Linked DNA regions of Homo sapiens: all the other regions are linked to region 1. Evidence: chromatin loops called from intact Hi-C (ENCODE). Cell type or tissue: PC-9. All regions are shown on one strand. Each heading gives the region's core, and the rest is flanking DNA. Links, peaks and the distances in the headings are about the cores only.

Evidence for each region. A loop is a pair of places that touch in the nucleus more often than their neighbours do. Peaks named below come from ENCODE experiments on the same cell type or tissue, not always from the same donor. Only the 100,000 strongest peaks of a DNase experiment are listed, where the experiment ranks them.
Region 2: it touches region 1 in a loop (7-fold over the local background); 59 of 110 quality-filtered maps call a loop at or near these places.
Region 3: it touches region 1 in a loop (7-fold over the local background); 2 of 110 quality-filtered maps call a loop at or near these places.

Annotation. Positions count from the first base shown.
Region 1 is chr17:72,711,120-72,721,515 of GRCh38, reverse strand. All of the region lies in intron 7 of SLC39A11 (solute carrier family 39 member 11), which reads left to right. Among named protein-coding and RNA genes, the nearest start is that of LINC00511, 76 kb to the right of the region's middle. RefSeq lists a silencer at 1-210 and enhancers at 893-1,570, 1,571-2,249. In PC-9, for the core only: no CTCF peak of the experiment used is centred there; DNase peaks (open chromatin) are centred at 3,665 and 5,155; H3K4me3 peaks cover 1,719 bases; H3K27ac peaks cover 3,242 bases.
Region 2 is chr17:72,555,190-72,565,585 of GRCh38, reverse strand. The region is part of intron 1 of LINC00673 (long intergenic non-protein coding RNA 673); the gene reads left to right. Among named protein-coding and RNA genes, the nearest start is that of LINC00673, 32 kb to the left of the region's middle. RefSeq lists an enhancer at 8,307-8,807. In PC-9, for the core only: CTCF peaks have their summits at 4,974 and 5,174 (motif pointing left); no DNase peak of the experiment used is centred there.
Region 3 is chr17:72,634,888-72,645,283 of GRCh38, reverse strand. LINC00511 (long intergenic non-protein coding RNA 511) reads left to right here and starts at 4,812. Exons shown (of 5, transcript NR_033876.1): 1 at 4,812-4,913; 2 at 6,434-6,537. It overlaps LOC105371887 (a long non-coding RNA gene), which reads right to left and starts at 4,609. Exons shown (of 4, transcript XR_934961.3): 1 at 4,566-4,609; 2 at 4,191-4,361; 3 at 2,455-2,656; 4 at 819-1,583. It overlaps LOC107985005 (a long non-coding RNA gene), which reads right to left. Exons shown (of 3, transcript XR_001752991.2): 3 at 9,604-10,073. In PC-9, for the core only: no CTCF peak of the experiment used is centred there; a DNase peak (open chromatin) is centred at 4,563; H3K4me3 peaks cover 1,331 bases; H3K27ac peaks cover 1,257 bases.

The sequences.
Region 1 (10,396 bases), core at 2,812-7,811:
TCATTCTCTTGAATCATCACACATGGACCCAAGATGAGCCCTGTTTTACAGATGTAGAAAATTGAGGCACTGAGATGCCTCTCGTCCACAGCCCCGTAGCTAGTAAGGGCAGCAGTCAAGACCGGACATGGTGGTTCTTGCCTGTAATCCCAACACTTTGGGAGGGTGAGGTGGGCAGATCACCTGAGGTCAGGAGATCGAGACCAGACTGGCCAACATGGTGAAACCCCGTCTCTAGTAAAAATACAAAAATTAGCCGGACATGGTGGCATGCATCTGTAATCCCACCTACTCAGGAGGCTGAGGCGGGAGAATCGCTTGAACCCAGCAGGCAGAGGTTGCAGTGAGCCGAGATCGCGCTGCTGCGCTTCAGCCTGGGCAACAGAGCAAGACCTTGTCTCAAAACTTAAAAAAAAAAAAAAAAAAAAGGCGAGGGACAGCAGTCAAGTCTGTGCCTAGTCTAGTCTCTGGCCCCAGAACCTACCTCTTTTGGGGTGTTCTAGGCTATGAGGCGACCTGGCCAGGCAGGAGGAGAAGCTAAGTGGGAGAGCCTGGGGGAGTGGGTGGGTCTTGTTTCCTATCAAGTTTAACTTACTGCAGACCCCCTCATACCTCATTGTATGTGTTCGGGGGATGAATAGGCACTATTGATGCTATATAAGACCATGGATTCTGGGGCTTGACTCCCTGGGTTCAAATCCTGGCTCTTTCATCAACTGGGTCTATGACCTTGATGCGTTGCTTTTCTTATGTGCCTCTGTTTCCTAATCTGCAAGATGAGAATAATAGTATCTACCTCAGTGGATTGTTCTGACCAATGAACTGAATTTCTCTAGGAAAAGCTCCCTGAGTGGAGCCTGGTGGATGGTAGGTAGCACTGTCCATGGTGAAGCTACTGCTCTTGCTTCCTGGCACACCCATGACACATCCTACAGCTAGATGGCCAGCCCATTTCTATTTCCACTCAGGTCCAGGACAAGCACTCCCCACTCCCTGCCTCCCCAGGAGAAGAACTGTCTCAGAAGTAGCTTCCACTGTCTGCAGGGAATTGACATCCAAGCCTCGGGGCCCAGGTCCAGGAGCAGGGTCTCTGAGTGTGCCTGGCTACTCGGAGCCCAGGTCCAGGAGCAGGGTCTGTGAGTGTGCCTGGCTGCTCTGCCCTCCCACTGCTTCTACTCCTGTTTCTAGAGCTCCGTGCTTTATAAGGGGCCTTCACATCCTTTGCCCTCTTTCCCCCGAGGCCCTCCCAGGCTGACTTCGTCATCTTATCACAGCATGGACTGTGCATGCTCATGAGCCCTGGCCCTGGTACTGCCCAGCCCTTGTCCCCAGCCTTCGTTGTGTGGTGTTTTTCTCTCTCCTGTGTCCTCCCTGGGAGCAGAGCCTGGGTCACCTCTTTTATGCTCTGCACGGGACCCAGAACCAGGCAATGCGTGGTCAGCTCTGTGCTAGGGGTGTCGACGGCAAGGGTCGGCCCCTCCAGACCACACAAGCACACGAGCTGCTTCCCTTTTGCGCCCCAGTTTCCTGGACTCATTTGGGGGCCCCTTCCATCTAACCACACAAGTCACCTTCTCAGAGCAAAAAGGAAGATGACAGTGCTGCCCCTCCCCCATCCGCCGGGCAGCAGCGTCTCCTCCATGAGCAGCACAAGGGGCTTTTATGCTGCGGCCCTTTCCTCCTCTGCCACTGCCCCCAGCCACCCCCACCCAAGTCCCTGGCGACAGGGATTGGACATCTTGGCACAGGAAGCTATCTCTGCACAACGTATACTCTGTTAGCCTGGAGCAGACCTTGGGGGAGGGAGGGCCCCGTCAAGCTCTCTGAAAATGGCAGTGTGGTTTCCTTGCGGCTTTCCCGGGCACTGGAGATGACGCACACTTCTTTTCTCTTCTCCGTTCCCACTGCTGCCCTGTCCGTCCTCCCCAACAGCTTGTTACAAGCGACTTGGGGAAGAAAGCAATTCTGTCTTCCAGGGCAGCCTGCTGAGGAAGGTCAGGCCACTACAGAGGGAGCTGTGGGTGCGGTTTAGTTCTGGGGGGCAGGGTCTTCATTTTAAAACATTCTGCTTGGTACGCCAAGAAAGGCAGCTCAGGAGCACTGGTGCTTGTGTCGCACTCGTGGGGACATGTGGCACTTGGTGCTGCTTACATGCATTGCTCAGTCCTCGCTGCCATCCCAGTATGGACATGTGGCCACGGGGCCTCGGGAGGCAGGGGAAATGCTCAGAGGTCATTCTTCTGGTAAGAGGCAGATTCAGGATTGCTTTTTTTGAGATAGAGTCTTTGTTGTCCAGGCTGGAGTGCAGTGGCATGATCTTGGCCCACTGCAACCTCCACCTCCCAGGTTCAAGTGATTCTCATGCCTCGGCCTCCCAAATAGCTGGGACTACAGGCATGTGCCATCACACCTGGCTAATTTTTTTTTTTTTGTATTTTTAGTAGATTCGGGGTTTTGCCATGTTGCCAAGGCTGGTCTTCAACTCTTAAGCTCAGGTGATCTGCCTGCCTCAGCCTCCCAAAGTGCTAGGATTGCAGGCGTGAGCCACTGAACCTGGTAGATTCAGGATTTGACTTACTTCTGTCTAGCCAGGCATGGTGGCTCATGCCTGTAATCTCAGCTACTTGGGAGGCTGAGGCAGGAGGATCACTTGAGGCCAGGAGTTCAAGACTTACTTCCATCTGATTCAGAAGCCCACGAATAAACTTCCTCTGCCAGCCTCTAGCAATCATGGAACAATCAAGAAAGCTGGAAATTATCATTCCCATTTTACAGAAGCAGGCTGTGTCCAAGAGCACACAGCAAGTGAGGGGCAGCTGCCATTGTACTTTCTGTCCCTATGAATTTGACTCCTCTAGGATTTGAACCCAGGTGACCAGCTCCAGAGCCTGTGCTCTTAATTATCACTCTGCTGTTAAGTGACGTGCCTGGCTGTGACCCCAAGGTCTTCAAAACTCTCCCCCAAAGTCGTGTGGGAAATGGGGTCAACTCAGTTGTGAAAATGTCTAATCTCCCATTATGAATCCTTTGAACATTGACTATAGTAATTCCAATTTGTCAGACACTTTTTTTCCCCTGAGATGGAGTCTTGCTCTGTTGCCCAGGCTGGGGTGCAGTGGCCTGATCTCAGCTCACTGCAACCTCCACCTCCCAGGTTCAAGCGATTCTCCTGCCTCAGCCTCACGAGTAGCTGGGATTACAGGCGCCTGCCACTATGCCCAGGTAATTTTTTTTTCTCTTTTTAGTAGAGGCGGGGTTTCACCAGGTCTCAAACTCCTGACCTCAAAAGATCCGTCCGCCTCAGCCTCCCCAAATGCTGAGATTACAGGCATGAGCTGCTGCCCTCAGCCCAGATGCTTCTTTAAAATCAAACCTCATTTGGCTCATTACGAAATGCAAGCCTAGGTAAAAAATCCACAGTGAGGGACAGATAGAGATTTTGTATTCGGTGTTAACTGGAAGCAAATATTTCTGTTAAAGATGGTTTTGAGTGTTGCTCCAGATGAGTGTTACTTTGGTAAGAACCATAACCCTTGCCAGTGCCGCCCAGCAGTGAGATACCGGGGGCAGGAAGGGGGAAAGAAGGGAAAACTCCAGACAGGTGGTACTGAGGTGATCTGGTGGCCTTGCGGTCATGACTCACTTCTCCAGCCTCACCTCCTAGACAGCCGATGTGCAGGGTCACTCCGAGGGAGAGCTACAGAGCAAGAGTGACCTGTCCTGTAAGTTCCAGAATAAGGAGCGATGCTGAAGTCATGCACCCCAGAAAGGTATGGAAGTCTTAATCCCCAGGACCTGTGACTGTAACCTTATTTGGCGGTAGGATCTTTGCAGATGTAATTAGTTAAGATCAGCTCGTACTGGATTAGGGTGGGCCTAAGTCCAACATGACTGGGTACCCTTATAAAACAAGGAGGGATGACACATGCGGAGAGGACAGTGCCCCGTGGCCACACAGGGACACGTGGAGGGAAGACGGCCTTGTGGTAGTGGAGGCAGAGACTAGAGTCATGTGTCTAGAAGCTGGGGAATGCCACCAAGTGCCAGGGCCACCAGAAGCTGGAAGAGCCGAGGGAGGATCCTCCCCTAGAGCCTTCAGGGGGAGCATAGCCCTGCGGACAACTTGATCTTGGACTTCTGGCCTCCAGGGCTGTGAGAACAAATCCCTGTGGTACTTCATCACAGCAGCTGTTAAGAAACCAGGGCATCGGGTCTCCCTACCTCCATCGGCGTCTTCTCTGTCCCTGAGGTCCTCTCTTAGCTTTCTCCACTTCCTCTCACAGTTGGACGCAAAGCCCCAAGGCCACTTTTTTTTCCTCTTTTTAAATTTTTTAAAATTTTTATTTTTATATATATGTATATACATATATATACACATATAAGTATATACATATATACATATATACATACACATATAAGTATATACATATATACATATACTTATATGTGTATATATGTATATATGTGTATATATATTTTATATGTGTATATGTGTGTGTGTGTGTGTGTGTGTGTGTGTGTGTATATATATATATTTTTTTTTTTTTGAGACAGGGTCTCCCTCTGTTTCCCAGGGTGGAGTGCAGTGGCATCGTCTTGGCTCACTGTAACCTCCACCCCCTGAGTTCAAGCAATTCTCATGCCTCAGCCTCCTGAGTAGCTGGGATTACAGGCACCTGCCACCACGCCCAGCTAATTTTTGTATTTTTTGTAGAGATGGGGTTTTACCATGTTGGCCAGGTTGGTCTCAAACTCCTGTCCTCAAGTGATCCGCCCACCTCGATTTCCCAAAGTACTGGGATTACAGGCGTGAGCCACCACACCGGGCTCTGAGGCCACTTTTTCATCCATATTCTTCTCTGTGCCTCTGCATGTGTGTTCCCCATCCCTTTGGTAACTTCTATTTTTTATTTCAGGAGTGGGTTAAAGTTTCCGATTTTTTTTTTCCTTATACTCTCTCAGTTCAGTCTGGACCAACTTGGAGAAGAGCGGCGGCTTTCCCTCCCTTTTTCTGTGGCCGCCTTCAGACGCTGGCCCATGGGAGAGTCAGGGCTGTCCCCCGTATTGGAGCTATTAAACTGTCGTAAGAAAGGGGCCTTTGTCACGGGAAACACGTTACTCAGCTCAGTCATAGAGACAGACTGTGCCAGAAAACAAACAACAAAAAAAAAAAGGTTCAACCACAGCATTCTTTGGGACTTCAGTCATCCGCCTCCCGCTTGTTCTTAAAAGACGAATTTCCTTTCTTCCGTGTAATTCCATCAGATAGGTCGTCAGGTTTTCATTCTGTCCAGAATGGAGTGCTGGGGGCCCTACCCTGCCATCTGCCAGGGGCCTCTGCCCAACACCCCGCTTGTATGACCTCATGCCTGCAGGTTGGGAATGCAGGGGGGCTCCCTTGGGCCTTTTTGGGGTGGGTCAGGGAGGGTGCGAGGAGAACGAGGGCGGGAGTTAGGTATTTTTTCACACTTACCATGACCTGTCTGTGCACTTAAAAATTGATCAAGATGGTACATTTTGGCCGGGCACGGTGGCTCACGTCTGTAATCCCAACACTTTGGGAGGCTGAAGCGGGCGGATCACTTGAAGTCAAGAGTTCGAGTCCAGCCTGGCCAACATGGTGAAACCACGTCTCTACTCAAAATACAAAAATTACAGGTGGCACATGCCTGTAATCCCAGCTACTCAGGAGGCTGAGGCACGAGAATCGCTTGAACCCGGGTGGCGGAGGCTGCAGGGAGCCAAGATCACAGCACTGTACTCCAGCCTGGGTGACAGAGCGAGACTCCACCAAAAATCAAAAATAAAAAAAGATGGTACATGGTATGTTATGTATACATTAATCATTAGGCACTAACTCCCCATTCCTTATCTCCCCCCAGCCCCTGGCAACTGCCATTTTCTTTCTGTCTCTATGAATGTGACTCCTCTAGGGACCTCATAGAAGTGGCATCACACAGTATTTGTCCCTTTGTGTCCGTCCTATTTCACTTAGCATAATGTCCTCAGGGGTCATCATGTTGTAACGTGTCATAATTTTCTTCCTTTGAAGGCTGAACAATATTAGGTTGCACGGATGCATCATTTTGTTTGTTCATTCGTCTGTCCATGAACACTTGGGCTGTTTCACCATTTAGCTCTTGTGAATAGTGCTGCTTGTGAACATGAATGTAAGAATATCTCTTCAAGACCCCACTTGAGGTTCTTTGGGGTATATGGCCAGAAGAGGCATTGCTAAATCATTCGGTAATTTGATTTTTAATTTTTTGAAGAACTTAGTCATGGTGCATCTTATCTGCCTTGTAACATCGTGCCCTTGGGCAGAGGGGTACTTCCTGGAGGAGAGAGCCTCTCGCGGGCTCCCGGGGCCCCTTTCGTGGCTGGGTGCATGAGATGTATGCAGCCAACCCTTACCTCCTCCTGAGTGCAGACCCTGGGATGCTGCACTGGTCGCACACCCGTGGAGTTGGCCCTGAGTGAGAATAGACATCACGAGAGGAAAAATTGTGAGCGTGAAGGGGCTACATGGATGCAAGATGCGAGGTGAAGTGGTTTTGAATATGTACGTGTAAAGATCCTTGATTCCATGCTTTTCCACCAACTGCTGTTTAAACAAATGAACCTCTCACTATTAGCTTCACAAGTACGGCCACGTTCCTTCTTCAGCCAGGCAGGTGAAACACTCCATGAACCCAGATCTGAAACAGGGCAGTCCACAGGAGGTGAACAGCTGCAGACCATGTCATCCGCCTTCCTGACAGGTTTGGGGACAGCCCCATAATCACAAAAAGGTGGTGTTCTCTGGTCTTTACCAAGGAGGCTCAACACAGACACGGTGTGCAAACTCAAGCTCTTTCTCCTTGTTAAGGATCAGGTTCCTCATCTGTAAATGGGATTTCCTGAAGGGGTAAATGAAAGTGGAAGGAAAGCCCTTGGGTGGTACTGGTTGCGTAGCAGGCACTCAGCAGGAGGTGGATGTTGACACTGTCAGCAGCAGGGTTATGAACTTGGCTGCTGCGCTTCTTACCTGCTTCCTTCCTTTTTTGGCGACCCATTATTGAACAGTATTAGCCTGGTGCAAAAGTAATTGCAGTTTTTGCCATTTCATTGGCAAAAACCGCAATTATTATTATTTTTATTAATTTTTTTTTTGAGAGAGAGAGAAAGAGCCTTACTCTGTTACCCAGGCTGGAGTGCAGTGGCGTGATCTCAGCTCACTGCAACCTCCGCCTCCCAGGTTCAAGCGATCCTCCCGCCTCAGCCTCCCAAGTAGCTGGGAGTACAGGTGCGCACCACTACACCCAGCTAAGTTTTGTATTTTTAGTAGAGACGAGGTTTCACCATGTTGGCCAGGCTGGTCTCGAACTCCTGACTTCAGGTCATCCACCCGCCTCGGCCTCCCAAAGTGCTGGGATTACAGGCTTTAGCCACCGCGCCCGGCCTGAGCCACTGCACCCAGCCAAAACCCACAATTTTGCGGCAAACCTAATATCTATGCACGGCCTTTGTGGTGGACTGTAGATCTAAATTTGAGGTCCCTGACGTTATTATTTACCAGCTGGGTGAGCTTTGAAATGTCATTTCACTTCTCTGGGCCTCAGTTTGCTTTTTTAAAATCTGTATAATGGGCCTATGAATGGCTCCAGGGTCAAAGTGTTGGGGGATTCAGCGAGAGTGCACTTGAAAAGCATCTAGCACAGCCCTGGAATGAGAGAAGTTATAGCTGTTATTATCACCCTCAGATGAGGGATGGCAGGGAGGTGATGGAAGAACATTGCAGGGGAAGGATTTGGTTTTACCATTTTGTAAGTATAATAAAATCAGCTAGACTTGGGGTCCAATTAGATATAGGGGTTGAGAATGGCTAGAAACCCCTCCCAGTTTTTTTTATGTGTACAGCTAGTTGGCTATTAATACCTTTCGGAGAGATTGGGATCCAGAGGAGGAGGAGGAAGAAGAAGAGTTTGATGACTGAGTTAAGGGCAATGTATGAGAACCCTTCGGGTTTCACTCTGTTGACCTGGCAGTCACTAATCTGTATTAAGGGTAATGTGGTTTGTCTAGGACAGTGGTGTGGGGCTGCTGCCTCCCCCTGGAAACTCTCCCATCTACACCCTGGCTGGGAGTGCAGGAGGAGCTCCTGCTTTGTAAGATGCGGGCCCACTATCAAGGTGACCAAGGGCCTTTGTGGATGGAGAAACAGGGAGATGCTGCTGCTCACCTGTGCTTGGCTCCCACCTCGTTACCCAGTTTCTGACCCAGGCTTTAGGACTGTGGCTCCTAATCTTTCAGCCGAGATTCTTACCCTGTTACAAACCTGGTCTGTGGATCCAGAAGTCTCCACCACGAACTCCACGGGCTAAGTCTTATCACCCCGGGCTTCAATGCCATGTCTTGCCTGCTCGAACCTGCTTCTTCCTGTTTACCTTCCCCTGTACCTGGACTCTTAGGACTGTCTTGTCTGCTTGAATCTTGAGCTGCTAATCCATCCTTCCTTATTGGCACTGACTTTTCCATTGCCCCCTCATCTGCAGGGTCTTGAACTTGGTTTCCTGCCCTGGACTTAACCTGCCTTCCTGACACCGACTGACTTCACCTCTCCCCATGCCCTCATGTCATGTCTTATCTGTTCCTATTGTGGATCCGGGATTCCTTGGCCTGTCCCTTGGCCTGCTGCTGATCATATCTCCACTCTGACCCACAATATAGATTTTCAAGGTAAAAATTTTTTTAAAAAATGTTTCACTCTGTTGTCTAGTAAAATACATGAATGTGTATCCTTTGACTAAGGGTCTTTGTGGGTGAGGAAACAAGGAAGCACCGCAGCTTTCTAGGGGAGGGTTACCTTCAAGCTTCGTGGAAAGTTCCTCATGTCGCCTGGCAAAGCACTGGACACCTTTCAAAGCACACTGAAAATTCTAACATCAAAACTCACAAACACTGCTTTCTGGTAAGGCCATCCAAAATTTTAGGTGGATCCAAGACATCCTGCAAGTGTTCTCTCCATATTGCCTTTCAGATCACCTTCTATTAAAAAACAAAAACTCTATTAACTGAAACTCAGTAGAAGCTTTCAAAAAAAATAAAGGGAGGGTTGACCTTTGTTGTTATTTTTCTTTGGTCTTTCAAGATGGAGTGAGAACTGGCCTCTAGTGTTTGGTAAATACCTTACGCTGCCCAGCAAGGTTGACTGTGTTATCCCCCGGCAGGCTAGCTCAAATAGGCAGGCAGGCCCTGCCACAGGCAGATGAAAACAGGGAGAAGAAGTCCACATATGTCACATGTCTTTGGAGCCTGTCCCCTGTCTGTCTTCCTTCTTGAAGACCCAGTCCTTTCTCTATAGGTCTCTGGCTCAGCCCATCTGCTCCCTCTCAGCTTAATGACAACAACTTTGAGTCTTCTGAAACAAATGTGCTTGCATGGGGAGGCAACAGTCTTTGTCCCACCTCTGCCAGCAGACCTTGTAGGACAAGGCATCAGTCTAATCCCTCACTAAGCCCTGTGCTTTGCAGCCTTCATTTTAACTGCTTCTGTTCAAGGTACAGAAGCATTTTCTCAAATTAAGGGCCTTTCCATCAATCTAGAAAGCAGGAGACAGAGAAAGGTTCTTTTCTTGCACAAGTCTGTTCCTTTCCATTTCTGGCTGTTCATGTCTTTCGTTAGAATTTTCTAAAAGTGAGCACATGCCACACTTCTGAATTTTTCCTACAGAAAAATTCCCCCCAGAGCTATGACCATCAAGGGGCAGCCAGGGGAGATGTCACTCACGGTGTTGCTCAACCTGATGGGAATCTCCAGCTTTGCAGCCTAAATGTTCCTGTGTCCCCACCGCCTGCACTCAAGGGCTTCCAGGAAGCTGTTGCCCCATGGTTAGGTCTTGTTACTTGCAGTACTTCACTTACAGTGCCAGTTCTGTAGTATTTAGAATATGGGTTTGCTCTTTGTAACAGAATCCAAATTTATAATGGTATAAATAAGAAGTTGATTTCTCTCTCACCTAGAGTTAAGTAGCATGACACCACGGTCATCTGTGACTTAGATTGTGTCTAGATTTCTACTTTACCATCTCTAGCCCCTTGGTCCACAGTGGTACTCGGCCATCATTTCCACATCCCAAATAGTGGGATGGAGGCAGAGGGAGTAAAGAAGAAATACACTTCCCCCCTTTAAGGACCTGTCCGGAAGTTGCACCCGTCTTTTCCCCTTCACATTTTTTTGGCCAGAAGCTTAGTTACATGTTCTCACCTAGCTGCAAGGGAGGCTGTCTTTATTCCATGCAACCATGTGTCCAGCCAAGGATCAGGGATTCTTTTCCTATTGAGGAATGGATAAGGGAATAATGAGCAGAGCCTGCCTTAGGCAACCAGGCTGAGTCCTGAGGATTGCATAAGAATTA
Region 2 (10,396 bases), core at 2,639-7,638, 160 kb after region 1:
TCCACCCATCTCGGCCTCCCAAAGTGCTGGGATTACAGGCGTGAGCCACTGTGCCTGGCCCAAGTAATTGCTTCTGTAAAGGGAGAGAGGGGACGGGAAACATCAGGGAGGTACGCAAGTTGCAAATGCATAATGCTAAGGCTGTTATGGTGGTCTTGGTGTGAAAACAGTGGTAGAAAATTTGAAAAGTTGACAGAGGCCTAGAGATGAAATACATTTGTTATCTTCTTGAAGCTCTGGACCAGATGTTCATATCGCGTTGGCAGGATGGAACCATTCCATGGATATTCTACGTATCTTCCTTCTTTCACTTTATAATAAGACCAATTTTCTATGTTGCAGCCTACATTGATAATTATCTTCAATGGTGCTTGAGGGCCAGTGAGTCAGTGGGCCATTGTTTCCTTAACCAGTCCTTAACTCTTGGCCTTTGAGTTCCAGTTTTTCACCACAGATTGCACTTTTGTGCCTTGCTTTTTTTTTTTGTTTTTGTTTTTTTTTTTTTTTTGAGATGGAGTCTCACTCTTTCGCCCAGGCTGGAGTGCAGTGGCACTATCTCGGCTCACTGCAAGCTCCACCTCCCGGGTTCACGCCATTCTCCTGCCTCAGCCTCCCGAGTAGCTGGGACTACAGGTGCCCGCCATCACACCCGGCTAATTTTTTTCTTTTTTTGTATTTTTAGTAGAGATGGGGTTTCACCGTGTTAGTCAAGATGGTCTCGATCTCCTGACCTCGTGATCCGCCCACCTCGGCCTCCCAAAGTGCTGGGATTACAGGCATGAGCCACCGCGTCCGGCCTTTTTTTTTTTTTTTTTTTTTTTTTTTTAAAAAAAAGGAACATCTGAAGTGACTTGAGTCTCTGATCTGGCAGTCATAACCCTTATCCCGTTCCTTGAGCCCCAGGGAGGTTGGGAGAGGGGGAAAAAAAACAACTGTGCTATCCATTCTGGGTCCTCTTAGCCAGGGGTGTGGAGGCTGGGGAGTGAAGGGCGTCTATGGGATTGGTCAGTGGGCAGCGGCTTCCAGCTGTGGCGAGGGAGGTGTCAGCTTGCTGCTCTTGCTGTGGGTCTCACACTCTTCCTCCATCCATCCCCCTGAGCTTCGAAGAAGAGCTCTTATTATTAAAGCTGTCCTTGAAAAACTCTCTGCTTCTTGGGCATTGAGGAGCAGGTCCAAATGGGTCATCTTCTCCCTACCTTCTCCCTGTCTGTCTTCTCCCATCTGTGTCTTAGCCTTTCCTTCTTCTCTCCATACCTGCCCTTGGTGGGTTGTTTACCCCAGTTTCTCATCTTTTCTCATGAAGGAGGAGGAAGCACCCAGCAGCTGGCGTTTGCCAGAGCTGCAGGTAAAAGGGACCAGGTTACCACCAAGACAGGAGAGACGGGGCTTTCCAGGCAGAAATCCCTGAATCCCCTGGTCTAAGTGCTGAGTAAGCACTCGACTCCCTGGGGCCCTGAATGATGGAAGAGAGGGAGACTATTAGGGCTGACGCCAGACAGAATGCACGCTCGCAGGTGGATCTGACTTTTTGTGTTTTGTGGTTTAAAAATGTGCTTGCCTTCTGTAATCCCAGCACTTTGGGAGGCCAAGGTGGGAGGATCACTTGAGGTCAGGAGTTCGAGACCAGCCTGGCCAACATGGTGAAACCCCGTCTCTACTGAAAATATGAAAAAATAGCCAGACGTGCATGCATGCTCATGTGCACACATATGCACACCCCCCACCTTGCCTTTTATAGAGCCATGAGGCAGCAGATTCAACCGAATACCATGTAGCATGAGCCACAGACGTGTATGGGAACATTTATGAACGCTTGCCTATAATCCCAGCTACTTGGGAGGCTGAGGCAGGAGAATCACTTGAACCCGGGAGGCAGAGGTTGCAATAAGTCGAGATCACACTATTGCGCTCCAGCCCGGGTGATGGAGTGAGACTCTGTCTCAAAATAAATAAATTAATAGGTGGGGCGTGGTGGCTCACACCTGTAATCCCAGCACTTTGGGAGGCCAAGGCGGGTGGATCACGAGGTCAGGAGTTCGAGACCAGCCTGGCCCAATATGATGAAACCCTCGTCTCTACTAAAAATACAAAAATCACCCGGACATGGTGGTGAGCGTCTGTAATCCCAGCTACTCAGGAGGTTGAGGCAGAAGAATCGCTTGAACCCAGGAGGCAGAGGTTGCAGTGAACCGAGATGGCGCCAACTGCACTCCAGCCTGGTGACAGAGCGAGACTCCGTCTCAAAAAAAAAACAAAACAAAAATAAATAATAAAAAAGCGTGTGCCTGCTCATTTTCAGTTCTCAGCACCCACATCTCTTACCTAGGTGAGTGCTTGGAGCTGAGGTTTGTTAACATAAGTCATAGAGGTTTCAGCTTTCCTTTATTAGCACTTTCATGCCCCTAAGGGGAGAAAAACCAATGGAAGGTAGCAGGCAGTGTGTGTGTGGGGGGCATTATTCAGCCATAGAAAGGACCAAAGCATGGACATGTGCTACCAACATGGAGGTACCTTGAAAACCTGAGGCTGAGAGGAGCCAGACACAAAAGGCCCCCTGTTGCACATCCCATTGCTATGAAATGTCCAGGATAGGCAAACCCACAGAGACAGGAAGGAGCTTAGTGGCTGGCAGGGGCTGGGCTGGGGTCAGGGAGTGGACAGTGGCTGATGAATGGGGTGGAGTTTCCTTTCAGAGGGGCTGATAGTGCTCTGGACCTAGATGGTGGTGATGCTTGCACGACACTGTGAATGTGCTGTCATCGTACACTTGAAACAGGTTAAAATGCCGAGTTGCGTGGTATGTGCATATTACCATAGTCAATAGAAATGGAAGGAAATGCAGTGGAGTCTTGCACTAGGGTTTGTCTCAGGAGAACGGGGAGAGTTGCATCTTCCTGGTTTTCTGCTGTTACCCAGCTCTCCACGCCCATTCCTGCCTGGCCCCGGGGTTGGATAAGAACCTTTCCTAAGTGGACAGAGTTCTTAGGGTCTCATTGCAGCTGGAAGCACCTTGGGCCATGTAGCTGTGCTCTGGCAGGTGCAGTAACTCCCCTCTCAGGGCCCACGAGAAGGGGCATCTGGCTTTGGGGGGCTGTCTATGGTGCGGTTGTCAGTGTACCTCGGCTGTCCCAGCTCAGGAGTTCTGGAAACTTCCCGGGCCACTCTAGCCATTCTGACTTTTGCAGGTTCTGGGCAACTTTGCCCTCTTGGATCCCTTCCTACTTAAAAAATATATTAAAAATGTCAAATATTATGATATATTAAAACATTTTTTTTACCTAAAAGCATGTGTTCTATTTTTTTTTCCCCTGATTTTAAAAGAAGTTAAAACATTTTCATGGGCCCTTCAGAGTATGGCGGGCGCTGGTTTGTGCCTCATGGATGGTCTGATGGGGACGTCAGCCTGGGGCTGTGTTGTCCTGGATCTGTGTGTCCCAAGAACCTCCTCCTGGTTGGTTCCATATTCATGGGCCTCCCTGACCTTCCTCCAAAACAGCTGCAGGGTGGCAGAATCTGCCCTGGTCACCGAGACTGAGCCCTTCAGTCTGAGATAAAAAGTCCCCAAAGAAGGGTTACAGCTCACCCCCAGGAGCTCAGCCCCATGAGCCCTCTCCCCACCACCATGCCCAGTGGGTCTCATGAAGACACCCATGCAAGTGGTCATGGGAAAGAGGACTCCCCCATACCTTGCTCCAGCACGGACCTTGCTCCAGCACCGGCCCTGCTCAGCCAGATTTTCAGAACGAGAGGGATATTCTCATCTGTGGCAAAGAATATTCTCTATATTCTGTATACATCATTTGAGACTTAAATGGGTTTCAACAGATCCATTCTTCTTGTAGATGTAGGAAAGTTTGACATATGATTGTTCTCTGCCAAATAGCCATGTTCGCGGGATTCCTTTTGATGGAAATTATTTATTAGGACAAAAAGGGAATAAGTGCAAAAAACTTGAGCAAGACTAGAAACAAAATAATTGATGGCTGCCTCTGTGGTGCCATTTTTGGATGATGGCTGTGTCTGGGGAGTCAGGCTGGGTGTCTGGGAGGGCCACACTCCCTGTGAGCTCCGGGACAGGTAGGTTGCCTGGAGGTTTCCTTTCTGGTGTCACCCTGTAAGCGTCTGTGGATTTGTGCAGGGTGCCTTGTCTCTCCCTTGCATTTTCCCGGTGGGTCTGGGGCAGGACACGGCTGGGGACAGGGGTAGAGGACTGGCCACTGTGGCCAGAATGAGGTGCAGGGAGGGACAGGCAGGTCCCTCATGGCCCATAGTGCCTCTAGGGGGTGCATAAATGCATATATATGTGCACATACACACGTGCATGCATACTCATGCGTACATATACACAGCCCCCCACCTTGCCTTTTACAGAGCCATGAAGCAGCAGATGCAACCGAATACTGTGCAGCATGAGCCACAGACGTTTACGGGAAGAACCGGCAGGAGGCGCCGGGAAACTAAAGGGCTCCAGCTCTCTGAGTGGTGGCTTTGCCATTGTGGCTGTGCGAGCTCAGCCTCCTGGAAACCCGCCCTGAGCTTGGTTAACAGCATTCACTCCAGGTTTAGCCCAGCTCCAGGTTATCGCAGGCAGGACTCCCGAGAACAGGTTCATGTTTGCTTTTTGGGAGGTGCTGCGCTAAAGTGGAAAACCACCCTGGGCCGAGTGGGACCTCCCCAGCTGGGCGGCTGTTAACCAGCCAGGATGTCTGACCCTGAGAAGTCACCGTGCACTCTTGGGACTCATTTTTCTCATCAGCAGGATGGGGTGATGGAGCTGGCCTTACTGGGTGCTGGGGATGATATAAAGAGGTGGCGTGTGCATGTCTGTGTGTCTGTGTGTGGGCGAACATGTTTGGTAAGTGATAGGCTCTGCACACGTGCACGGCACCATCATGGTTCCCTCCCTGCAGCACTTGGCACGCAGTGGGGGCTCAGAGCACAGGCCGACTGATGGCCTGGGGTTGCAGCCCTGCTCCGTGTGTCCCTGGGCACTTGCTTACTGACCACCCCACAGGTGAACACGGGCAGGTGGGTGTTTGGAGGTGTGAGGCTGAGGAGGGTCTGGATCTTGCAGCTCTTGCAGCCTGGATAGTTATGGGGTCTGGAGGGGGCTTTTATTGCGCCTGGTGCTTCCTGCTCAGGGCCAAGTCTGGGGCTGCCTGACTCTTGGGCTCTGGTGCCCTCTAGTGTTCAGGTTATATTATTGCAGGTGCAGGCCATGTACACATTTACCAGCAGCCTAACTGGGTCTCCCTTCTCTCACCCCAATCCGACATGGATGGAAATAGCTTTAGAAAACTCACATGTCTTTGGCAGACTATTGAACATACCTGGTCTATCGCCAAAAGGACTTAAGGCATTTAATTTAAAATGTTATTTTCATAAGTAAAGGAAATAAAGGCTGGGCGCGGTGGCTCATGGCTGTAATTCCAACACGTTGGGAGGCCCAGGTAGGAGGATCCCCTGAGCCCACAAGTTTGAGACCAGCCTGGGCAGCATAGTGAGGCCCTATCTTTTCAAAAAACAAATTAGCCGGCTTGATGGTCCCGGCTACTTCAGAGACTGAGCTGGGAGTTTGAAGCTACAGTGAGCTGCGATCACGCCACTGCACTCCGGCCTGGGTGACAGAACAAGACCCTGTATCTAAAAAAATAAAAATAAATAAAGGAAGGAAAAATAAGATAAAAGCCACGGGGAAAGCTGGGATAAAATATTCTGCTCTAATCCCTATATAATTGCTAGGGGTGGCAGGGCTATGGTCCGGTGTAGGCTAGTACTTTCTGGGTCAGCTCTATCAATTCTTATTAGGTGAAGTTATCCACGGGCTGCCACTGTGCAGAGAGATGCGTGGGCTCCCCAGGAATGCTCTGTGGTGGACGCATCCTCTTCCCACAGGAAATTCTGAGCTTCAAGGATCTTCTAGGTTCTTTCCCCGCCACTTTCTACTAAGGAGGCCTGTGACATAAATACAAAAGTGCAGGTCTGGGCTGGGTGCGCTGGCTCACGCCTGTAATCCCAGCACTTTGGGAGGCTGAGGTGGGAGGATCACCTGAGGTCAGGAGTTCGAGACCAGCCTGGCCAACATGGTGAAACCCTGTCTCTACTAAAAATACAAAAAATTAGCTGGGCGTGGCGACAGGCTCTGTAATCCCAGCTACTCGGGAGGCTGAGGGAGGAGAATCCCTTGGACCCGGGAGGTGGAGGTTGCAGTGAGCCGAGAGATCATGTCATTGCACTCCAGCCTGGGCAACGAGAGTGAAACTCTGTCTCAGAAAAACAAAAAACGAAAAACAGCAGGTCTGTAAAGGTCACTCTGAGGAAGGCCAGAACAGTGCAGTGGCTGCTGGGTTTGATGAACCGTACTCCTCAGAGCATCTAGGCCCGTGGTTTTTCAGCTGGAGCTCATCTGAGCCCCTGTGGGGGGCTGTTTAGGACACAGATGGCTGGTCCCACCCGCAATGTTCCTGATTCAGTTGCTCTGGTGCAGGGCCTGAGAACCTGCATTTCTTGTAAGCTCCCTGTTGATGCAGATGCTGCTGGTCAGGGGACCCTTGCTCTAGACTCCTGGGACTCCTGCTCTAGGACCCCTGCTTTCTGGAGCCCTGGTCTAGAAAGAACGGATTGAACCCTGGTTTTTCTCTCTCCCTCCATGAAGTGCGTGTTGGCAGTGGAGCTTTTGGTGACGATGAGCTGGCACAATGTGGGGAGTTCTGCTCTGCCAGCCCCCTGGAAGGCAGCTCTTCTGTACAGGTCGTAAAGGCTGGCACCTTCTAGGGAAAATCCGGGGACTCATGGGTGCCACCCTTTCCTGGGAGGCTCCATCACCCTCCTATGCTACAACATGACTGTTTCCAGAAAACACTTGAGTCTGTCTCATATAAACACTTGAGGGCCTACAGGAATAGCATGCTCTGCTGGAGTGTGCAAGTCCTCTGTCATTATAGGGCTGTCACATTTTAGCCTAGAGAAGGTTTTTAAGGCAGTAGATCCTGAACATTCACTTTGACCATTGGAAAAACCAAACTCTCAGGAACGGAGAGAGAAAACATTGCAGCTTTGCCCACATGACTTTCCTAGCGGATCCTTTGAGGTCTGGGTGCCCTCAAGTCCTCCCTAGGTAACAAGATGGCCCACTATGGTGGATTCTTGGAAACCAGTTAGAGGTGGAGAGCATCTCCCATGAATCGAGTCTGTAGTTTGGAGGAATCTCTAGTCTTTTCTTTCGTAGCCTGAGTAGATAGCAGGGCACCTGTTCATTAGGACCTCTTCTAGGCTTGTCATGGTAAGCCCGTGTTGTCTTCATATACAAGAATTGTATTCTGTTGAATACAGAGGACTGGGGGCAGGGTAAATACACTCCCTCAAGGGGTAGAAACAACAGCAAAAAGTGCCAGACATTGATGAGGCTCTGATTCAAGTGACTTTCAGCTATACATTTAAAAATCCAGTGGGCTTAGCCCTGCTCCTGTCTCTAGGCCCTAGGTGGGGAAAGTGAGGACCACAGCTAAGCCACCTGCCCAAGGTCACATAAATGGTAAGTAACAGAGCTGGGATTCAAACCCAGGTAGTAGGGATTACAGGCTGGAGCATCTGAGGTTTAAAAGGTGGGAGACCAGGACCCAGGTCTGTTACCCACACTGGAAATTGTTAGCATGCTTGTCAAGGCCTGTAGCCCCTGACTCCCCTAGGTGAATGTCAGGATCCCTCCCAGGAGTATGTGTGTGAGAGAGTGTATGTGAGTGTGTCTGAGTGTATGTGTGAGTGTGCATATCTGGTGTGTGTGTGTCTGTATGTCTGTGTATGAGTGTGTGGGTGTGTATCTTGGTGTATGAGTGTGTGTGCCTGGGTGTGTATATGAGTGTGAGTGTGCATAAGTGTGTGGGTGTGTGTATGATTGTGTATATCTGGGTTTCTGCCTGTGTGTGTATGAGTGTGTGTGTGCGCGTCTGAGTCTTGTGCGTCTCTGTGTGTCTGGGTGTATGAGTGTGTATATGTTGTGTGTGTCTGCGTTATGTGTGTCTGTGTTGTGTGCGTGTTTGGGCGTGTGTCTGAGTGTGTGTTGTGTGTCTCTGGGGAGGGGTGTGTGTGTGTGAGAATGTGTGTGGTGTGTGTGTGTCTGGGTGTGTGTGGTATGTGTGGGTGTGTGTGTGAGTGGGTGTGTGAGTGTGTGTGTGTTGTGTGCGTGCCTGGGGGTGTGGTCCTATGTAAAGAGCTCTGCCGGTTTCTGCCAAAGGCCGGCGAAGGCACAATCTGCATTGTTCCTAACAGATAGACCTCCAGAGTTATAACGGTGCTTGAGGGAAGTGGCTCGCTTCTGTCCTCACAAAAATCGTGGCCAGGGCAAAGGCATTAACTCCTTATAACCAGCTGTGCCCAGCAGGGAAGTCAGGCGAAGAGCAGCACCTGAGCTCAGGCAGCTCCTCTGGGCCCGCGGGCATCTCTCCTGGATATTGCTGGGGTCTGTCGCCACCTCGTGGTTATTCCGTGTATCGGCTTTCAAATGAAGCTCTCACTCCAGCATCTGGGACCATGGACCCATGGACAGAGACCCCTCCCGGAGGGTCTTGTGTCTTGCAGGGCACTGGGGCCTGATAGAAAGAGGTGGTCGCTCTCTACGGTTCCAGTCTCGGAGGGGCACAGTGGGGCGTGTGGGAAAGAACATGGGCTTTGGAGCCAGCGCCGGATCAGGTGCACACATGAATGTGACTGTCAAGCGACTGAAGCGCTCTCATTGCTGGTTTTCCATTCACGGGGAGGCTCCTGTTCATGGCGTTTTGTGAATTAGCGACAGTAAAGCACCTGGCACCGGGTAGCTGCTCTAATTCTAAAAATTAGGGGCAGGACGCAGCTGCCTATCGCCCGTAAACTGTATACAGCTTTGTGACATCATCCCATTGTATGACACAGGTTGCGTTATTGAAGATTTCCACACATTATCCACTTTCTGGAATACTTTTGGATTTACGGAAAAGTTTACAGAAAATACATTTACAGAAAATGAGTTCCTGGGCTGGGCGCGGTGGCTCACGCCTGTAATCCCAGCACTTTGGGAGGCCGAGGTGGGTGGATCACGAGGTCAGGAGTTCGAGACCAGCCTGGCCAACATGGTGAAACCCCTGTCTCTACTAAAAATACAAAAATTAGCTGGGCGTGGTGGTGGATGCCTGTAATCCCGGCTACTCAGGAGGCTGAGGCAGAGAATTGCTTGAACCCGGGAGGCAGAGGTTGCAGTGAGCCGAGATCGTGCCACTGCACTCCAGCCTGGGCGACAGAGCAAGACTCCGTCTCAAAATAATAATAATAATAATAGGAGTTCTGATATATCTCTCACCCAGTTTCTCTTGGTATTAACATCTTCATACTATGTTATATGCATACAACAAGCATGTCAACATCATCATAGTGCGTTTATCAATGCTAAGAAATTAACATTGGAAGCATGCTATTAACCATAGAGTTGGTCTCTGTTGATTAGTTTTTCCACTAATATCCTTTTCCTGTTCAAGGATCCAGTCTGGATTCCACATTGTATTTAGTCTTTTCTGCTCTGTGATGTTTCCCTCAGTCTTTTCTTGTTTTTAGTGACGTTGACAATTTTAGAGAATGCTAGTCATGTATTTTGAAGGATGTTCTTCCATTTGGTTTTGTCTGACGTTTTCTCATAATAAACTGGGGTTTCAGGGAGAATACAGCAGTGAAGTGTTCTCATTGCATCAAATCAGTGGGTACGTGACGTCAACAGCGTTCATCACTGGTGATCTTGACCTTGATCACTGGTCTAAGGTGGTGTCCGCCAGTTTTCTTCACTGTGCATTTGCTGTTTTTCCCTTTCTGTACCCTTCATTAGAAGAGAGTCACCAAGTCCAGCCCCTTTATATCAATAGGAGGGGACATAAGCTCAATTTCCTGGAGGGGGAAGTGTCCAAATACACTATTTGGAGTTCTTCTATCAGGACATTTTGTCCCATCTCCCTCGTTTATTTATTTATTCATTCACTCACTCATTTATATCAGTATGGGCTCATGGATACCTATGAAAGTGCATTTTCCTTGTCTTGGTCCTGGAACAATTTTTTTCATGCTTGGAAAGATATTTCCTAGTTTGAGTTTGAGGTGTTGAGTGAATAGTCCTTTGTCATTTCTTTTGGCTCTGCGTTTTTGGAGCCTGTAACAATGAGTATGTTGAATTGCTCGCCTGGTTTTGGGCTAACTGGGGGTCTTGGGTATGGTGAGAACTAGGTTTTGTGGTGAGGCTGCATCAGGGCTGTGTCTGTGGTCGGCCACGGTGATACCTGTGAGCACTTGTCACTGTCTCCTTTGCGAGAAGCAGCTGGGCTTGGCCTCCAACCTGGCGTGGAAATCCTGGTGCTGCCACCCTCAGTGTTCCTTTGGGTGA
Region 3 (10,396 bases), core at 1,925-6,924, 75 kb after region 1:
AACATATACTCTAATTCCTCTAGTTTTACTTAAAGAAAAAACTCTTGCTTAAAATATGTAGCTATTCCTCATACAATCAAAACTTCTTTCATTCCCTTTCCAACGGGGTTACCCCAATGTCTTTCAACTCCTGTACTCAAGGTCTGTGAGTAATGGATACCCCACCTCCGTGGGATAACAAGCCCATCTCATTATTCTGTATCTTTGAGCTGAAGTGTAAAGTTAACCATAACCGTTCATCCCATATACAATAAAACGAATAACGGGAGAGGAAAGAGAGGCAATGAGTTAAAATAGGATACACACAACACAGGAAGTACAAGTAGAAGCTACAGCACCCATTTCCTGCCCTAGAGAAGAGACCCTGGATGATGTTTAGGTTTCCCGCTTCCAGTTTCCATTCCAAGTCCATGCTGTCTTCAGCCAGTACCTTAGATGACTGGGGTGTGACCTACTAGCCGTGACCCTATTCCTCTTTCCTAAGGGCACAGAGACCAAGGAGGCCCTGCCCATATGCATGATGGTAACAGTCTTCCCTTAACTCCCACCGCTGGAGGAGGAGGAGGAGGCGGCTCCTGAGAGAACCACTTGAGTTTCATTCATAGCCTCCACCCTGGCCTGTCTCCCGTGGTATAGCAGCATTTTCCCAGGACTAGTCACTGCAGCCAGCCTTGTCAACCCACTTTTTTGACCTAATGGCATGTGAAATTCCAGGTGGCCAGCCCACATGTCCAGACTATTGCTATATCACTCTTTTTCTGTTCAACATCTATATTCACTCTAATTCCCCAAATTTCACCTTTTTAAAAAATGTCTGCTTTAATGGAACCATCACTCATACAAACACTTTATATCCCCTTTCCAAAGGGAGCCACCCCAACGGTCAGCTGCCTCAATGGTGCAACCTTCCTTTCCTGGGAATAAAATCGCTAATTGGTGGAAAAAAAGTTGAAGAGAGTGAGAGTCATTAAGTAAGATGGAAGTTGCACCGTGCCTACTTCCCCTTCCTCCAGACCTGTTTAGTCTGGCTGTGGGAGAAACGGCACCACGTGATGTTCCCTAGTTCAGAACAAACAAGCATCTTAAAGGACGATATTTCAATCTCCTTAGGTATGATCGTCTCTCAGTCCTGAAATGAAATCTTCAATAAATCATGTCACAGCTGAATACAGATGACTGCTTCTGGGTGACAGGATCCATTGACAAGGGTATCACCCACTGCTTTCCCTCTTTCACTGTAAAGTGAATTCCGTTGTCAGAAGCAATTTTGTAGAGCATGCCATGATGATCTACAGGCAGAGAGGTCAGTTCCAAAGTCAGACATGAGCCTGTTTCAGTGAAAAGAAATCACTGCCCTTTCCATAATGGAAGAGGTCCAAAGTCATCAGTCTGCAACTAAGTAGTCCATGGTGTCCCTGGAGTCTGGTCAGTTGCGGCATTCAGGGGTGGTCACTGATAACCCTGTGCACCCAGGGGCCAGGTCTGCATTGATAATGGAAAGCCTAAGTGATTGAATCCATCACAGTTCATGTGTTGCCAGCAAAGACTCTTCTGCTCATGAATCAGTTGAAGCAATGATGTGCCTGGAGAAAGAAATCATTACACATAAGCAGATGGCCTGGTTCAATTAATTATTATTAGCTTTTGCTATAGTGGGTATTTTGGATGATGTTTTACTCAAGAAACAAACATTTTCAAATTTGGCCCATTCTGAGAAGTGAAGCCATGTATGTCTTCCCACACCTCTCCTCTGTCATTAAACCTCCAGTCATTCTTCTTTCAAGTTTGTGACCTGTTGAACAGAACCCCCCATCTACACTGCTCAGAAGTTGGTGTAGCTTCTTGCATCAAATTTTCTTTGCTTCCAAGCAAAGTGGACACAGAGTTATGTGCTTCAAATTCTCCTCCCCAGGAGGTTCTCCCTCTCACCTGCTATCCTCACTGAACTATAACATCACAGTCACCTATTTAGAAGGTAGGGCCGGGTGCAGTGGCTCACGCCTATGATCCCAGCACTTAGGGAGGCCGAAGTGGGCGGATCATGAGGCCAGAAGATAAAGACCATCCTGGCTAACACAGTGAAACCCCGTCTCAACTAAAAATACCAAAAATTAGCTGGGCGTGGTGGCACCCACCTGCATTCCCAACTACTCGGGAGGCTGAGGCAGGAGAACTGCTGGAACCCGGGAGGCAGGGGTTGCAGGGAGCTGAGATCGCACCACTGAACTCCAGCCTGGGCGACAGAACGAGACTTCGTCTCAAAAAAAAAAAAAAAAAGGTAGGCAAGCATATGGTGTGAAGCTATCTGTAAATGAGGATCAGTGGTTTTTCCTCTCTTAGTCACTAGCTCTTGGGAAACCCCTTTGAGGCCGGTGTTAGATTGATGAAAGGGTCAGGGGTAGGCACACAGGGAATGATCTACCTATGCATATAATGCACTTGTGCCTTCAGTACCTGGTTAGGAGCTAGTCCCACATAAACCATTTCCAGTTGGTAATGGGATTTTATGAGTGTGTCAGATGGCCCAGTACATGACGGACAGCTTGGGTTGCAAATGACATGTAATACATTAGGGATAATCACTTGGCGTCCAGTGGTCAGTCCAGCTCAGAAGTCACTCCCAGCTTCTCCTGCTAGCACAGTCAATCCAGAATCTCTGCAATGTATATCAACAACATCAGACCAGTGTAAAATGATACCTTTCCACCCATTTATTAAGCACCCTTAGTTAGGAAAATCCCAAAATCATGTTGGTTTCTAATCTTGATCCTCGCTGGTTTGAGCTTGCCATTGTCCTTCTTTCTGAAGTGCTGGGATCTAACTGTCCATTCTGGAGACAGTCGAGGGTAATGCATGAGAACTGGCTTGCTCTTGCAGTGAGACTGCAAAGGATGCAAAGAAATGGCAGTGTCGTTACGAAGTGTGTCAGAAGACTGGAGAAGAGGGTTTCCGCTGACGAAGGAGGCTCTTTGAGGACTGGGTGATTCAGAGAACTTCAGGTTTTCCAAATCCTCTCATTTGTCTCCATTTGGATTCTCTGGGTCTTATCCCTTCCTGATCAATGCTTCAGCAAGGCCATGATTTTACCAGTGTAGAAATGTGGCCAGTCCTGTGGATCAAATTTTACCTTTGGTTTTCCCTTTTTGTTGTTGTTTTTTCTTTTTGAGACAGAGGCTCGCTCTGTCACCCAGGCTGGAGTGCAGTGGCACGATCTCAGCTCACTGCAACCTCCGCCTCCCGGGTCAAGCAATTCTCATGCCTCAGCCTCCCGAGTAGCTGGGACTACAGGCATGCGCCACCATGCCCGGCTAATTTTTGTATTTTTGTAGAGACGGGCTTTCACCATGTTGGCCAGGCTGGTCTCAAACTCCTGACCTCAGGTGATCTGCCTGCCTCTGCCTACCAAAGTGCCAGAATTACAGGCACGAGCCACGGTGACTGGCCGTTCTATTTTCTCAGTTGTATGGACTCAAGAGGGAAGAGGGTATTTCAGAACTGTCATAGGAAGCCCTTGGTTTGGTTTAAGTCTCTTCCTTCAGCTGGTAACTTCGGGACTTGAGCTTGCCAGTGTCTTTTTTTAAGCTGTGTGGCATGGCTTAACAGGACTGCCTGGCCGGCGCATCTGTAATCCCAGCACGTTGGGAGGCCGAGGCGGGCGGATCACGATGTCAGTGGATCGAGACCATCCTGGCCAACATGGTGAAACCCCGTCTCTACTAAAAATACAAAAATTAGCCGGCGTGGTGGCGTGCATCTGTAATCCCAGCTACTCGGGAGGCTGAGGCAGGAGAATCACTTTAACCCGGGAGGTGGAGGTTGCAGTGAGCCGAGATCACGCCACTGTACTCCAGCCTGGCGACAGAGTGAGACTCTGTCACAAAAAAAACAGGACTGCCTATTGGGCCTCATATGCTTGACTGTTTGATGGCAGAAACAACTCATTGGCTACAGGCTTTGCTTTGAATGGACCCTTCTTCCAGGTGACCGGTATGATGAGAAGTAGAGAGGTAGGGGCAGGTGTCAGCGTCTGGATCTTCTCTGGGATCCCAACAGAAGACATTTTCGTCCTGCTGTGCTGAAGACGGGACCGGAAGGCCATTGCTCAGGTATTCACTCTACCAGACGGGGCTTTACGCTCCCACCACTTCCTCGAATCCCCCGTGAGGTAGATATTATTATCCTGACTTTACCTGTGAGGACAGGAACGCAGTGGCGGGGTGGGTTCTCACTGTGCGTGGAGGCAGCAGGACGCAGAAATCGACCTCCCCCACGCGCCTCGCCAGCAGCTTTCAGTTTCGTGGCCCAACGCCCTGCACTGCACGCCTCTCCTCTGGGATAATTGATAGTTGAATCTGTGTAAGCTGGAAGCAAATGAGAGCCCAGCGGCTGTTCTTTCCCATTCCTTTTAGATTGAGGCAAAGGGACAAATCTGCGATGTGAATAATACAGCTCCAGGAATTTTTATCAGCGCGCCCCACGCCCGGCCCTGCCTGAGGGTCTTTCTAAGCCACAGGCGTCCCTTCCCAGGTCTTGTCTCTTCCCTTCCGCGAATGCCCTCGGCTCACCCAGCAGGCAGGTGTGATCCGGCTCCGCGCTGGGGCCAGGTGAGGCCGGGCTGCCTGCCCCGGTGCACGTTCCCAGGGCGCGGCGCCCAGTCGGCGGGGCCTGCGGGCTGGGCCTCCCCGGGGCGCCGGGCGTGGCGCCGGGGGCAGGTCCCCGGGCTGCCCTGCAGGGCGGCCGGCCGGCGGCCAGCGGCTGTTTACCTGTGCAGGGCGAGGCGAGACTCGTGGCGGTGCCGGGGCTTTGCACGCAAGGGGCGATGCGCCCCGGAGGGGGAGGGACGCAAGGGGCGACTACTGTTACCTCGCTTGGAGATACCAAGGCCGGTCGGACCCCCCGCTGGCCGAATGTGGGTAGGCTGCCCCCAGTTTGTCCCTTCCCAGGGTGGATCCAGATTTGGGGGCCGGAAGTGTATACAACGTGGGGAGCGCCCTTTGGGAAAAATAATACAGAAGTCCCAGTACAAGCTTAGGTGCAGGGCTTTTTTGGAAGGGGGCCTGTGAGTGAGGGTCCCCGAAGCCCAGGCTTCCTTGGCTTTTAGGTAACCTCACCTCTGAATCAGGGCAGGGAAGCCTGAGGTGCTCGGGGGTTTAGAGGCTTTCCAGACACTGCAGGAACCCTATTTAGTTAATTCACTTTTCCTTCATCTTCCACACACCCCAGCCCAGCACCTGGGAGAAGGGATGGCGCTGTGTTCAGAGGCAGGAGGAACCCAGCCCACAATTGTGCTTCTCTCTCCTGCCCTGGGAAGAACTAAACCCATCTTCCTCCTCCTTCCAGTAGAATGCGGGAGGCTGGGCCTGGCCATCCAGGGCTGAGCAAAACAGTAACCCTGAACCTACCTCTGGATTCTCTCCCGCTCTCTGACCTTCTAGCTCTCAACCCAGTGAAAGTGTCTGGACTCTGCCAGTGGCTTAATAGGGAAAGCGTCCTGGGGAGCCACCGTCTGTCCCCAGGGACTGTCACTGACCCCTCAGAGGTCCCCGATGGGGCTTCTGATGGAGCTGCTCGGACCCCAGACCTTCAAGAATCCTCAGGGTACGAGGCTACTGCCCTCTGCCCCAAGACAGGGAAGATGTGTGTGGGTGGAAGAGCTGGAAGTGTCAGAGGCATGTGAACCAGAACAACTCCATCTTAAATAGGAGCTGGGTAAAATGAGGCTGAAACTTACTGGACTGCCTATCCAGGCAGTTAAGGCATTCTAAGTCACAGGATGAGATAGGAGGTCAGCACAAAAATATGGGTCATAAAGACCTTGCTGATAAAACAGGTTGCAGTAAAGGAGCTGGCCAAAACCCACCAAAACTAAAATGGTCACGAGAGTGACCTCTGGTCATCCTCACTGCTACACTCCCACCAGCACCATGACAGTTTACAAATGCCACTGCAATGTCAGGAAGTTACCCTATATGGTCTAGAAAGGAGAGGCATGAATAATCCACCCCTTGTTTAGCATATCTTCAAGAAATAACCATAAAAATAGGCAACCAGCAGCCCTTGGGGCTGCTCTGTCTACAGAGTAGCCATTCTTTTATTCCTTTACTTTCTTAATAACCTTGCTTTCACTTTGCACTTTGGACTCACCTTGAATTCTTGCGGGAGATCCAAGAACCCTCTCTTGGGGACTGGATCAGGACCCTTTTCCTGTAACAGAAGAGCAACTGCTTTGTGTGGCCCAAGGAAAGATGTGTGATTCTTTGTAGAGGGTGAACCTATGGACCTGTATCCCAGCATCCCCACAGCCCGTGATCCTCCCCCAGATTAAAAGATCAGCTTGGAAATCATGCGGGGTCTTTTCTGATATAGTCTCCATTCTCTGGTGCACTATGAGCCACAATGATACATTTCTCATTGGCCTCCCTCCTCCTGGCAGGGAGCGAGCAGATCCAGCCTGTTTGGACGTGGTGAGGACCCAGCCGTGGGGTTTAAGGCCAAGTTAGCCTCTCCCTTCACTGATTACAAGAGCCATTGTTACAGGTGAGTCTTTGTCCTTAAAGCTCCCAAGATGGTGGCGAGCCGCTCCCATGATGGGGCAGGCAGCTCCCGAGATGGCGGCAAGCCTTTTGTTCTCCGACCTGAGGTTCTTGGCGTCACCGATTCCAAGGAATGGAACGTTGGGCCATGCGGTGAGTGTTATAGCTCTATTAGAAGCCGTGGGTCATGGAAGAGAACCATGGAACCCAGTGACTAGTGTTCAGCTCGATTAGGACGAACCCGGACACTTAGCCACGCAGGAACAGTGGTAAGCCTCTAGCCCGAACGGGAGTGGCAATGGGCGCCTCACTGGATCAGGAGCACAGCGGACACCCTGCTGGATCTGGAGGGGTGGAAGTCAGCAGTGGGTCTACGACAGTGGCAAACAGCAGTGGTGGACGGCGAGTGAAAGCTCAACTCGAGCCGTAACAAACACAGACCAGAAGAGTGTGCAGTTGCAAGATTTAATAGCATGAAAACAGAGCTCCCATACAAGGGAGGGGACCCAAAGGGGGTTGCCTCTCCCTGCTCGAATGCCTGGGTTTATATCCCTATCATCGTCCCTCCCCCGGTGCTCTCAGGCAATATATGATTTGAGTATTTCTTTACCTCCTGCTTTTAGCCTAATTTGTATTTTAGTGAGCCCTCTTTACTACCTGATTGGTCGGGTGTGAGCTGAGTTACAAGCCCCATGTTTAAAGGTGGGTGCGGTCACCTTCCCCAGCTAGGTTTAGGAATTCTTAGTCGGCCTAGGAAGTCCAGCTAGTCCTGTCTCTCACCATGACCTCCAAGAAGCCCAGGATGCATCAGGGAAAAGTGGAAACGTGGGGCAAGCCTGGGGAGCACGCAAAGAGGGGAGGCCCTTAGCCAAAGCTTGGGTTCCACTTTGTAGTTGTGCAGGAAGGAGGTCAGAGGTGTACCCTTTCTCTGACCTTTGCCTTTTAGGGTCGGGTTCAATGTGCACTTGGGTTTGCAGACTGCATTGGTCACCACCATGCCCTGGAGTGTGTCCCATGGAAAACAACAATGAACTGATTTAAGATTAGTAAAATTTAAATCTTTTCAAAGTTTGTCTTCAATTAGAACCAGCTCCCTTTCTGCTGTTTCAATGAAAATGCTTACTGAACTTATTATGTGAAAGTATAGAAATGTAAATTTTTGGCCAGGAGTGGTGGCTCACGCCTATAATCACAGCACTTTGGAAGGCCAAGGTGGGTGGATCTCATGAGGTCAGAAGCTCCTGATCAGCCTGGCCAACATGGTGAAACCCCATCTCTACTAAAAACACAAAAAATCAGCCGGGTGTGGTGTTGCGCACCTGTAGTCCCAGCTACTTGGGAGGCTAGAGTGAGAGGCAGGAGAATCACTTGAACCTGGGAGGCAGAGGTTGCAGTGAGCCAAGATTACACCAGAGTACCCCAGCCTGGGCAACACAGTGAGACTGTCTCAAAAAAAAAAAATGTAATTTTTTTCAGTTCCTAACAAGCCTGTAACACGGTTAAAAAACAAAGGACTGCACTTGAATAGATGATGTATGAGTCTGTACATTTCTTCCATGTGAACATTTATCATATTTGGTAAGTTGGTGGGAGACGGTCGTTGTATTCATTTTCTATTTGTGTGTGACAAACTACCACGAATCTAGCAGATTAAAACAACACGTGATTATTTCAGTTTCTCTCGGTTAGAAATCTGGACACAGTTTTAACTGGGCGTCTGTTCAGGGTCTCACAAGCTGCAATCAAGGGGTTGGCCTAACTATAGTCTCCTCCAGGGGCTCAAGTGGGGAGGAATCTGCTCCCAAACTCACTCCCATTGCTGGCAGTATTCAGTTCTGGCAGGTATGGGTTTAGGGACCCTGCTTCTTGCTGGCTGTGAGCTAGAGGCTTCCTTCAGCTCCTAGGGACATGGGTTTTTCCCAGCATGGCTGCTTACTGATCAAACCAGCAAGGAGAGCCCCTCGACTGAGTCAGCTAGTAAGTGAGGGTCTTATGTAATATAGCATAAGCATGGCCATGACATCCCATCACCTCTGCCATGGTCTATTGGCTCATAAACCCAGGTGGCAAGAATGGCTTCCATAGGTTCGTGGGCCTCTTTTTCATCCACCAGGATAAGCATGACACAGCAAACTACATGTGGCGATGATATGATTTTATTCTCTCTTTTGCATATTCTACACTTCAGAGTGGTACAATGAATGGATGAAAGAGATGTGTGAGCAGGGAAGGTACTGGAATCAAGGATACCCATCTGGACGGATGGGCTGTTCTGGATGAGCCCTGGGAATCCTGGCCTTCTTGCCCTCTTCTCCCTTGCGGGGTTACCACGGACCCATCTCCCAGAACTCTGGGTCAGGGCTGCGGCCAACTCTTGGTTTCTTCAAGGGCTTGAGGAACGGCATCCACATGTCCACTCTGTGTGCCCCTTTCTCTCCCACCCTGTCTGCTCTCATCAGCACAGTGGGGCTGGGCACAAAGAAGCTTCAGATTCAAGTTACCGTTTCCACATCGATACCCACTGGGAGGTGGCAGAGATGACTTCATTTTGGTCACCACCTTTATTTTGGTCCAGGAACTTTTTACAAATCAACTCCCCACAGGACCTATTCTGTGACAATGGCTATGAAAGCCTCAGTCATTGCTTGTTCTTTGCAAGAAAAAAATGGGACGGAAAGGGAATAGGAGACTTGGGGGAGACGATAACCAAAAGCCAGGATCCCACTACGATATCTACAAGAGGATATGGACCTACATGTCCCCCAAGGCTTTCAAATCTAAATATATACATAAATATTGATATACACATTTGAATATACATGTGTATAATTTATATATACATTAAAATATACTTTATGTATTAAAATATATGTATAATTATATATTTTAATATATAATTACATATTATATAATATATAATATGTATTATATGTTATATTAAAATATAAAATATATTAAAAATACATAAATATGTATGTAGTGAATAACATATATACACACACATACTACATAATCAAAACTTATAATAAAACAACAACAACAATCTTCTAAGTCAAAATTAAGCCTTAGTTTTCTTGCTTTGGGACCCAAACTTTACTAATAAGGGAGATATTGACAGAATAGATTTTTAAGTCCTCTGGCGGAGATTAAAATGGATCGTGCCCTGGAAACTAGCAAGGTTCACGAACCCCTGCCATCCGCCTTCCTGAGCTGTTTCCTTCCCCAGTGGGTTATGCCTGCTTGGGAGGAGGGGTGATGTAGGCGTGTGTGTTTGTTTAGTGTAGAATTCTTGGCAAACCTATCATGCTGGCAGGTGCTGAAAAGTAAAATCCTCTTTTTCCAATCCAGAAAAACTCCGATGCCAGCATGCCCGTTTCCCATCATCTTCCTCACAGCTCCACCAGGCAAAGAGCCATCTCTCTTAGTCCTCGGGAAACAGTGGTGGTATCTGGCTGAGTGATAGCGCTCGCAAGGTTAAAGGGAGGGTCAGGTTTGGGTGTTTTCCTCTGTGGGCTCTGTCACTGAAGATTCATTTCCCAACTGCAAAAGACAAGAATGAAAACGGGCAGATGGTTCGGCCTCCTTCTGAGGCTCAGGGTTGGGGTAGAAGAGGTGGGCTGAGGAAGCAGGAGGGAGGGGAGGTAGCGGGCATGCAGCTTGGCATCCTGGGCATCCCTATGGTGGTGTTGCTGCCACGTGCCTGGATGGACAAGCAGCATGGCGCTGGGAAAAGGCAAGATTCCTCAGGGGATCATCCTCAGAATTAGAGGCACTCAATGTGCATCTGTATAAGAGATGACAATGCCGATAGCATGGCAGATTATGATCAGCCTTGGCAGGGAGCTGCAGGCAGGGCTTTGTGG